Linked DNA regions of Homo sapiens: region 2 is linked to region 1. A link is an interaction called in ENCODE POLR2A ChIA-PET data of the cell type or tissue named here. Cell type or tissue: MCF 10A. All regions are shown on one strand. Links, peaks and the distances in the headings refer to the core of each region. The heading gives the core; the rest is flanking DNA.

Evidence for each region. Peaks named below come from ENCODE experiments on the same cell type or tissue, not always from the same donor. Only the 100,000 strongest peaks of a DNase experiment are listed, where the experiment ranks them.
Region 2: POLR2A ChIA-PET joins it to region 1 with 5 read pairs; 2 of 35 experiments call an interaction of 5 or more read pairs at or near these places.

The regions. Positions count from the first base shown.
Region 1 is chr7:91,181,262-91,185,666 of GRCh38, reverse strand. The region is part of intron 14 of CDK14 (cyclin dependent kinase 14); the gene reads right to left. Among named protein-coding and RNA genes, the nearest start is that of FZD1, 81 kb to the left of the region's middle. In MCF 10A, for the core only: no CTCF peak of the experiment used is centred there; a DNase peak (open chromatin) is centred at 2,446.
Region 2 is chr7:91,244,909-91,249,313 of GRCh38, reverse strand. No RefSeq gene overlaps it. Among named protein-coding and RNA genes, the nearest start is that of FZD1, 17 kb to the left of the region's middle. In MCF 10A, for the core only: no CTCF peak of the experiment used is centred there; no DNase peak of the experiment used is centred there.

The DNA.
Region 1 (4,405 bases), core at 107-4,106:
AGTTGTAAAAATAAAATAATTCTATGCTCTCTCTAGGTAAAAAGCCTCCCATAGTTTTGGGAGTAACTTGCCCATTTTATAATGATGCTTATGAATGTAATAATGACGGCAATGACAATAATATACTGGTGGGTATATAGATAAATCATTATAGGAATATGTACTAATGGAAAGTAGTTCTATATGGTAAGTGAGATTATGAGGTATGTCCTCTTTATATTGTGTAGTTCTATTGTTTTTGCATTTATATACTGAACATGTGTTACTTCTGTAATCCGGAAAAAAGTATAGTTTTAAACAAAGTTTTAAAAATAGAAGTTTTGGAAAAGGAGATGCATAGGGGCTATCGACCAAGCAGGGCATGATGGTTAGAACTGAGCTGGGTTTTGTAGGATTAGTAGAATTGGATAGAGAAAGGCCAAGGGAAGGGCAACAGTTTTCTAAATAGTTCTTTTATTTCTATATCATTGTTTACTCTCTCTGAACTCAGGGTTGAAATGTGTGTGTCTTATTCACCACTGAGTCCCCCGGGTCTAGAATTATGTCTGGGACATACGAGATACTCAATAAACAGTAATTGAATACATGAACAAACACTTGTTGCCAGAATCCTTTTCCTAAAATACAGATGACAGCTGGGGCTACCACTCGCAATGTATGCACGCCTTTATGCAAATTAGAAAAAGGTGTCCCATTCCCCTAGGTTGATGCCCTTCTTCTCTAGGATTTGTGGCTAGGAGAATCAATCTGGAGTTCACCTCACCCATGACCGACCCCAACCCTACTGCCTGGCCAATCTTCCTTCTGAGGCCCCTGCCCCCAACTGCATACAGGGCTGGCAATCAAAGCCCTTCTCAATCTGACCCCAACTTTCCTGCTCCATCAGAACCATTTTCAACCTTGATTCCGTGCTTATGCTACAGTAGTCCTCAGCTTCAGTGTATGAATTCCCACTACTGCCTTCATCCCACCAATTCAGCAACTTTACACCAAACACCTACCATTTAATAAAGAGGAGCCATCCCCATTCTAATATTGTTCTCAGCGACTCTCTAGAAGCTCCCTCTTGTCCTCACATGCTCCCACTCAGACTCTCTTTCTTCCTGTCTTTGATTAAGAAGATATACTAGCTTTTGACTCTCAGCTTTCCCTTCATTTGGGCCTTGGTCCCCTTTGGACAATTTTCCTGGACTTTAAAGGAAACAGGCAGCCTGCCTCCTTAGTCCTCCTCAGGTGGAATCAACAAGCACTCTTTCTCCGAACTTACCCAGCACATTGTAAAACCTTTATAAATAAAACCTTGATCATACCACATTATGTTGTTTTCTTACATATTTCTACCTTAAGACTGTGGAAGCTTCTTAAGGAGTTCTTTTTTTTTTTTGAGAGGATCTCACTCTGTCACCCAGGCTGGAAGTGCGGCGGTGGCGCAATCAGCTAATTTTTTTTTTTTTTTTTTTTTAAGACGGAGCCTCACTCTGTCACCCAGGCTGGAGTGCAGTGGTGCAATCTCGGCTCACTGCAACCTCTGCCACCTGGGTTCAAGTGATTCTCCTGCCTCAATCTTCCAAGTAGCTGGGATTATGTCTATTAAAAAATGTAATTTTAAGCGCCTGGTTTAAAAATTTTTTAGTAGAGACAGGTCTTACTCACTATGTTGCTCAGGCTAGTCTTGAACTCCTGGCCTCAAGTGATCCTCCTGCCTTGGCCTCCCAAAGTGCTGTGATTACTGGTGTGAGCCAACACACTGGGCCAAGAACCATTTCTTATTTTTAGGCACTTAGCACTGTGCTTGGCATAGGCCAGGTGTTCAATAAATTTGTATAGAGACAATGAATAGATAAGGCATGGAGACAGAATCTGGTGTGAATAGAGAAACTGAGACTTTGGGGGTAGATTTTAGTAGGATGGAATCAGATTGTAACAGGTATTGAAATTAAAACAGAGGAGCTTAGACTTGAGGTGGAAAGAACTAAGGTGTCAGTTCAGATCTCAGAGAAGGGAATGACATGTTATGTGTCACCATTCAATGTAGAAGGGAAGCGAATGAAGGAGAGCCTGTAGTCATAGCAAGCATTCAGTAAGTGTTTGTTGTTTGACTGGTTGAGCCTGGAGAAACTCTTACAGAAATATATTGGCATGAGATGAGAGAATAAAGAAAAGGGCGGGAAATCAAGAGACTGTTAAAAGCAAAGACCTGCCAGTCTTGGAAGCTGATAGGAAATGCAGATGAAAGGAGAGCTAGAGTGACTGGGTGCAGAATGGGACCATGAATAAGTAAGGGTAGAAAAGGTGAGAGGAGAAACTGACTTGTAAGGGGAGAAGAGACCAGCTTTGAAAACACTAAGCTGCAGTGGCTGGTCTATGTGCACACATGTGCTTATATGACTGTGTAGTAAAGTATGTCTGTGACACACACAAACTCTGTGCTGTTTTAGTAAGTCCTTCCTCCCACTGTGCACCACCCCAGCCTGGGTTTAGTTTTCAGCCAACAAAAACAAAATTACTCATAAAATTAATGGAAACAATCTGCTTTTTCCTTGCCATAGAAAGGATTTTTCTTAATTACTTTTTTTAGGAGCTTTGAATCATATATCCTGAAGGTTGATTAAATCCCTTAGAAGTGAACTAAACATTAGAAGTTTGCAACGCGACTCTCAGAGCTGGTGTTTACTTGTTGCATATAAATGGATATGCCTTGGAAAGCTCTGCTTCAGCTAGTGTAATGAGCACAGGCTTTCCCTCTCTGGTGAAAAATTTATTCCTCAACATTTATAAGGAATAGGATCTGGTTAAAATGTTAATTAAAAACTGAGTCTCCAAATAATCTCACGTTGGAAAATTAGGTTTTCTAATATGAATCTCTTATATTTGTGTAGGCTTTTCCTTTAAGAAAAAGTGCTTTCCATTCATATTTTTTCCTTTTGTTCTCTCCAGCTGTCCTTAAAGGAAGCATGGCAGGTGGTAGGTGCATATAGTGGTATAAAGAGAAGCACATCACCATTTACCTAAGAGAGGGGAGTTCATAAATATAGATACGTACTTGCTTATATTATAAAGTCTACCTTCTATCCCTGTCCCTCTTTTCTATATATATATCCTATTTTTTTAAATTTTATGTTTTACTTTCCATTAAGCTATAAAATAAAAAAAATTGCATAAGGAGAAGGAGAGACAGAGGTGGAGGTAGACTTCTTTGAATAAACCTTATTTTATCAATCTGACTTTGAAACTATACATTTTACAATATTATTAAACAAAAAAATGTAAAAGGCAATCCTAAAAAGAAAAAAAAACCTATCTATCTAATTGGTGGTATATGAGAATAATTACAGCAAGTGATTTGAAAACATAGCAATTTGACTATGGTACTATACAATAATTAGATTATACAGTATATTTCTCATTGGAATACCCTAGTAAAAACAAAGAACTGCAAAAAGAGAAAAAAGGAAGAAAAAATCTGAACCCATTTTCATTAATCATATTGCCATTCTGAGGCTAGTGTGTGTGCAGTGTGGGATAAAGCAGATGAGTAATCCATTAGCCATAATTTCCAGTGTGTAGAAAGAGGTATCATTTTAAGATCAGAAAGGGTAAGTGAAAACTCCATAATCTTGAATTTGAATTATAACTATGAATATAAATTTATAATGTGTTTCATCTTAAAAAGAAACATACATATCATAATCTATTAAAAAGGTATAGGAACAATGATCAACCTAGTAGCAATGTATACCCTTAGTACTCAAATTGTGACCTCACAATTTGTAGACAATGATAGAAAAGACTGATTCCATGTCTGGAGCAGGAAAAACATTAGATGAGTCTGGAACATCTTGTCATGCCAGAAAGAAAGGAAGCTATTAGAAATTCTTAGGGTCTGGTCAAAAGGGGTCAGAAGAAAACTTGAAGAGTCTCCCATTGGTCAAAAAAATAACTGCAATAAATCAAAACACATCCATCACCTTTGGAGGATATTAGGAAACTATTCATTATTTTGAAAAGAGAAAGAACCAAGCCTTCATCTTGTCTTTTCTATAAAAAAGATTCCCCAGGGCAACAAAATAACATAATAAGGGGAAGATTTTCTGTTTAGAAATGTTCCAGCTAATAAACTATAAAGAACTGATAGAATTAGACAGAATATAATCATTTTGTAATCCTCAGTGGATTAGTGGATCTAGGAAATGATCACTAACAGCTACAGAAATATACATCACCATCACAAAATATTTTTGCCTTAAAAAAAATTAAACCTAAATCTGATCAAAATTCTTGATCTACATACCAATTTGTAGAAAATATGGGAGAGAGAGGAACATGTTAAAGGACACCACAGGAATGCAATCAGCAAAACTGACTGTGGGAAACTCTAAAGGACAAGTCATTTGGCTTCTTCCAC
Region 2 (4,405 bases), core at 211-4,210, 64 kb before region 1:
ACTAGCCATGAAGTGTTAACAGCTTGGAGAGGAGGGGCCAACCCCAGAGCTCTGTGGCTTTAGAATCAATTTGGATACTGAAATGTCATCCCTGCCAGCCCTGTTTCCAGTTTGCCTTATACGTGGTGACTGGTGAAGACAGGAAATGGGATTTCCCCTATCTTCTCACTCCCATCTACCCACCAGCAGCTCTCCCGGCTGAAAATGGCTGTCATGGCTGCTCTGTCCTTACATAGTAACCACCAGAGGCTACATCAGGGTTGTTCCTGCTGCACAGCTGCCCTCTCAGGAATGGGTCTATAATGGGCCACACAGTCCTGCAATGTCCTATGCGTCCCAGAGCATCTTCCCCTCCTGCCCAGACTCAATTTTGAGAGACTTTCCTGTCCATGGTGAGAAATCTCCTTCAGCCAATCTTGGCATTCAAATGTAGACAAGGTGTTTGTACCTTACTCCTCCTCCCACAAAATAAGATAGGATTGTGAGACATCATTTTCCAAAAGTTGAGCTAAGAGACTACCTGAGCAATCTAATCAAAGGTTTCAATTCAAAGCATTTCTCACTAACATGGAATCCAAATCCACAATGGTCCCTTAAACCTCTCATCCAGCCAAAGTGAAGTCATTCTTTCCCAGGCACTTCCCAAAGAGTTGCATCAGTCTTTTATTTCCATCAATTCGTTCATTCAACAAATATTTGTTAAGTGCTGACTGTGTGCCAGGCACTCTGTTTGGTACTCAAGATGCAACACCAAACGAGGCAGACACCTTCCCTGTCCTCACAGAACTTACATTCTAGCTCCAAGAAAGGACATAGGGCAAATACTTTAACCATTCAATCATGCATGCAAGTGTGAGTTCATGCCAGTTGGTATAAATTGTGTTAAGTCTTTTGGTCGGGAGTTATAGACAACTCTGGAAAACTTCATGAAAGAACTGAATTCATGGGAGAGACTGGAGAAGTCTAACAGGATCCAAGGAAGAGATAAACAAGTGCAGGAACAAAATTAGCTCTACCTCTTTGGCAACAGTTTGTGAATCTTCCTTCTATTATGTTTCATTAGTGTGACTTAGTTATCAACAACTGTAATCATTTCAGTTAAAAAGGGAATGTCATTGGTCCACCCTGTATTTAGTGTCTGCCTTTGGACTAACTGGACTGAGCTAGGGATGTTGGTGTTAGAGGACAGACATAGCTGTTGAGGGCCACCCCTGAGCAGCAGGTGAAGGCCCCAGAAAAGAGGTCAGGCAGTTTCTGCAAAACTTTCTATATAACAGAGGTGGTAATTGTCCCAAGAGCATCTGACTTAGTTTTGGGAAGGGGATGGATCAAAGAAAGTTTCACTGTGGATGAGAAATATAATCCCATTACCTGACGGATAAAGGAGTTAGCTAAGTCAAAATGAGAAACAAAAATGTGGGAAGGAGAGTGTGGGACATCATGATACAGAGAAATGGCATCTGCAGAAACTCAGAGGCAAGAAGAAATAAGACATATTTGAGGACTGGTGAGAAGGCTGGATTATAGCTGACAGGGCATTTTCACTCTGGTGGATTGGAGGCCTTATCTCAAGCCCTACATCCTTTTTATCAGCTTTCTTGGGAAGTCAGTGGGACTCCTGGTGGCCAGCAAGGAGTTTCTGGGCAGGGCATCCAGAGCAGGCTCTTCTCTAGAGTTAGTAATAATGCTAGTTGACACCTCTGATTTATAGTTGTTTTTGCCTTCCAGAAATACTCATCTTTTTTGCAGAAACATATTGGTTTTTCTTTTTGAAAAGAAAAAAGTTGATGAAAATTCATTTCACCCACTTTCTCTAGATTTCATAGATGTGCCACCTGATCTTTGTATCTATAAAACAGACCTATATAAATTCTAACTGAATTTTAAACAGTTTTTAAAGCAGGTCTTAAATTTTAAGATTCTATAAATTATTTTTCTATTAACCTAAGGCCAGAAATTGAGCTTTTTTGTTCTTTTGGAGAAACAGTAACTACTAAAAGCTGCACAAGATGAGATTTTGACCCAGATTTATTAACACTTCAAGAAATAATTCCAAATAATATTGTGATAACTTGTAGTGATTTGAGCTGAGCAAATGTGGAGGTCTGTGGTGGATTAAAGACGGCTGCAAATTCCTTGCCATTCGTCTCAACAAGATACGGGGTTTATTTCCCCATCCCTTGCATCTGGGTTGGTCTTTGAGTACTAGTAGAATGAGGAAAGAGTGATACCATGCTGGCTCCAGGCCTAAGACTTCAAACGTCAGGCAGCTGCCATGTTTGTGCTCTGCCAGCTACCATGCTATCCAGCAGCTTCAGTAGACTACTGAACCATGAGAAGACATGGAAAGGTTCTGGAGGTTGAAGCACCATCTTGTGAGTACCAGCACCAGCCAAGCTCCCCACTGAGTGCAGTTCCTGAGTGATCTCAGCTATGCCCTGTGGAGCAGAACTGCCCAGCTGAGCCAAGTCAACTCACAGAATTGTAAGGCATAATAAATTTTTGTTGTTTTAAGCTATTCAGTTTTGGGATGGTTTGTTATACAGCAATGGATACTGAAGCAGGTTCCATGTGGATTTCTTTTCCATTTCTTTAGGAGAAAGTGGATTTCTTGGTCTTTTGCTTATTTGTTTATTTTGGTTCTTAGTATTTTTTGTTTTACTAATACTTTAAAAACTGTTTTACTAACAATTTATACCAAAAACCAATAGCAAAATAATGAATCTTTCTTACTTTTCAGTCACCCAGTTTCACTCCCAGATGCACCCACTTTTGGTAGTTTCTTAGGTATTTACATAAAAGCACAAACATATGTATTGTCTTTTTTTCATTCCTTTCTTTTTACGTCCAGATGGAAAGTTACTTTACATGTGATTTTATACCTCCTTCTCATCATTTACCAACGTATTGTAGAAATAGTTAACACCAATACTCAACACCCTGAAAGCCGCCTCATTTTTTAATGATTATATAATATTCTATTACGTGATATAATTTATCTAACCAGTCTCCTATTCATTGGCATTTGCTTCTAATCATTTATTAAAAATAAAGCTGCAATAAATATCCTGTAACTATATCATTTTGCATATGTGCATGTACATGCATATATTCCTAGAAATGAAATTGTTAAGCCAAAAGGTATATACATTTTACATTTGATAGTTGATACCAAATTAACCTCCATATAAGTGGTATCAAATTATACTCTTACCAGCAAAAGGTGAGAATGTCCATATCTCTACACATTGAATAACACATCTAGATCAAATTCTTCTATTGTTTGTTATAGTTCTATGGTTGATTAGCTAAGATTTTCCAATAATTATAATTTTACCTCTTTTCCTTTGCTGTTTTGTATTTTATTTCTTTCTCTTGTCTAATTATAGTGGCTCGTACTTTCAGAACAATATTAAATAATACTGGAACTGTCCTATTCTTTTGTTTTGTTTTGTTTTGTTTTTTGAGACAGGGTCTTGTGCTGTCACCCAGGCTGGAATACAGTGGAACTATCATGGCTCACTGCAGCCTGACTTCCCAGGCTCAAGCAATTCTCCCACCTCAGCCTCTTGAGTAGCTGGGACTATAGGCATGTGCTACCATTTCTGGCTAAGTTTTTTTTTTTTTTTTTTTGGTAGATGTGGGGCCTCACCATGTTGCCCAGGCTGGTCTTGAACTCCTGGGCTCAAGCCATCCTCCTGCCACGATCTCCCAGAGTGTTGGAAATAGATTACAGGCATGAGCCACTGCACCTGGCCAACTGTCCTATTCTTCCTTGAATGAGAGCACTTCTACTGTTTTCCCATTAAGAATAAACCTGAGAAAAAGAATAAAGCTGACATTTGAGATGAAACATTTATCATTTTAAAGAAACAGTGTCCATCTATTCCAATCTTTGAGAGCTGTTATCAAGAAAGGATGTTACATTTTATCAAATTTCAACATCTGTGGAATAGTCATATGAGTTTTGTCTCTTTCAATCCATGAATATGGTGAATTACATTAATAGGTTTCCTGATGCTGGAGTATACTTACAATCTTAGAGTAATCCTTGTATACTTGGTAATGGTATATTAATCTTGATATTTTTCTGGTTCCTTGTTGCTCCAATTTTTATTTAGGATCTATCTATCTATCTATCCATCTATCTATCTATCATCTATCTATATCTATCTATCATCTATCTATCTCTATCTATCTATCATCTATCTATCTCTCTCTCTCTATTATCTATCTCTCTATCTATCTATTGAGACAGAGTCTCTCTCTGTCACCCAGGCTGGAGTGCAATGGTGTGATCTCGGCTCACTACAACCTCGCCTCCTGGATTCAAGTGATTCTCGTGCCTCAGCCTCCCGAGTGTCTGAGACTACAGGCATGTGCCAACATGCATGGCTAATTTTTA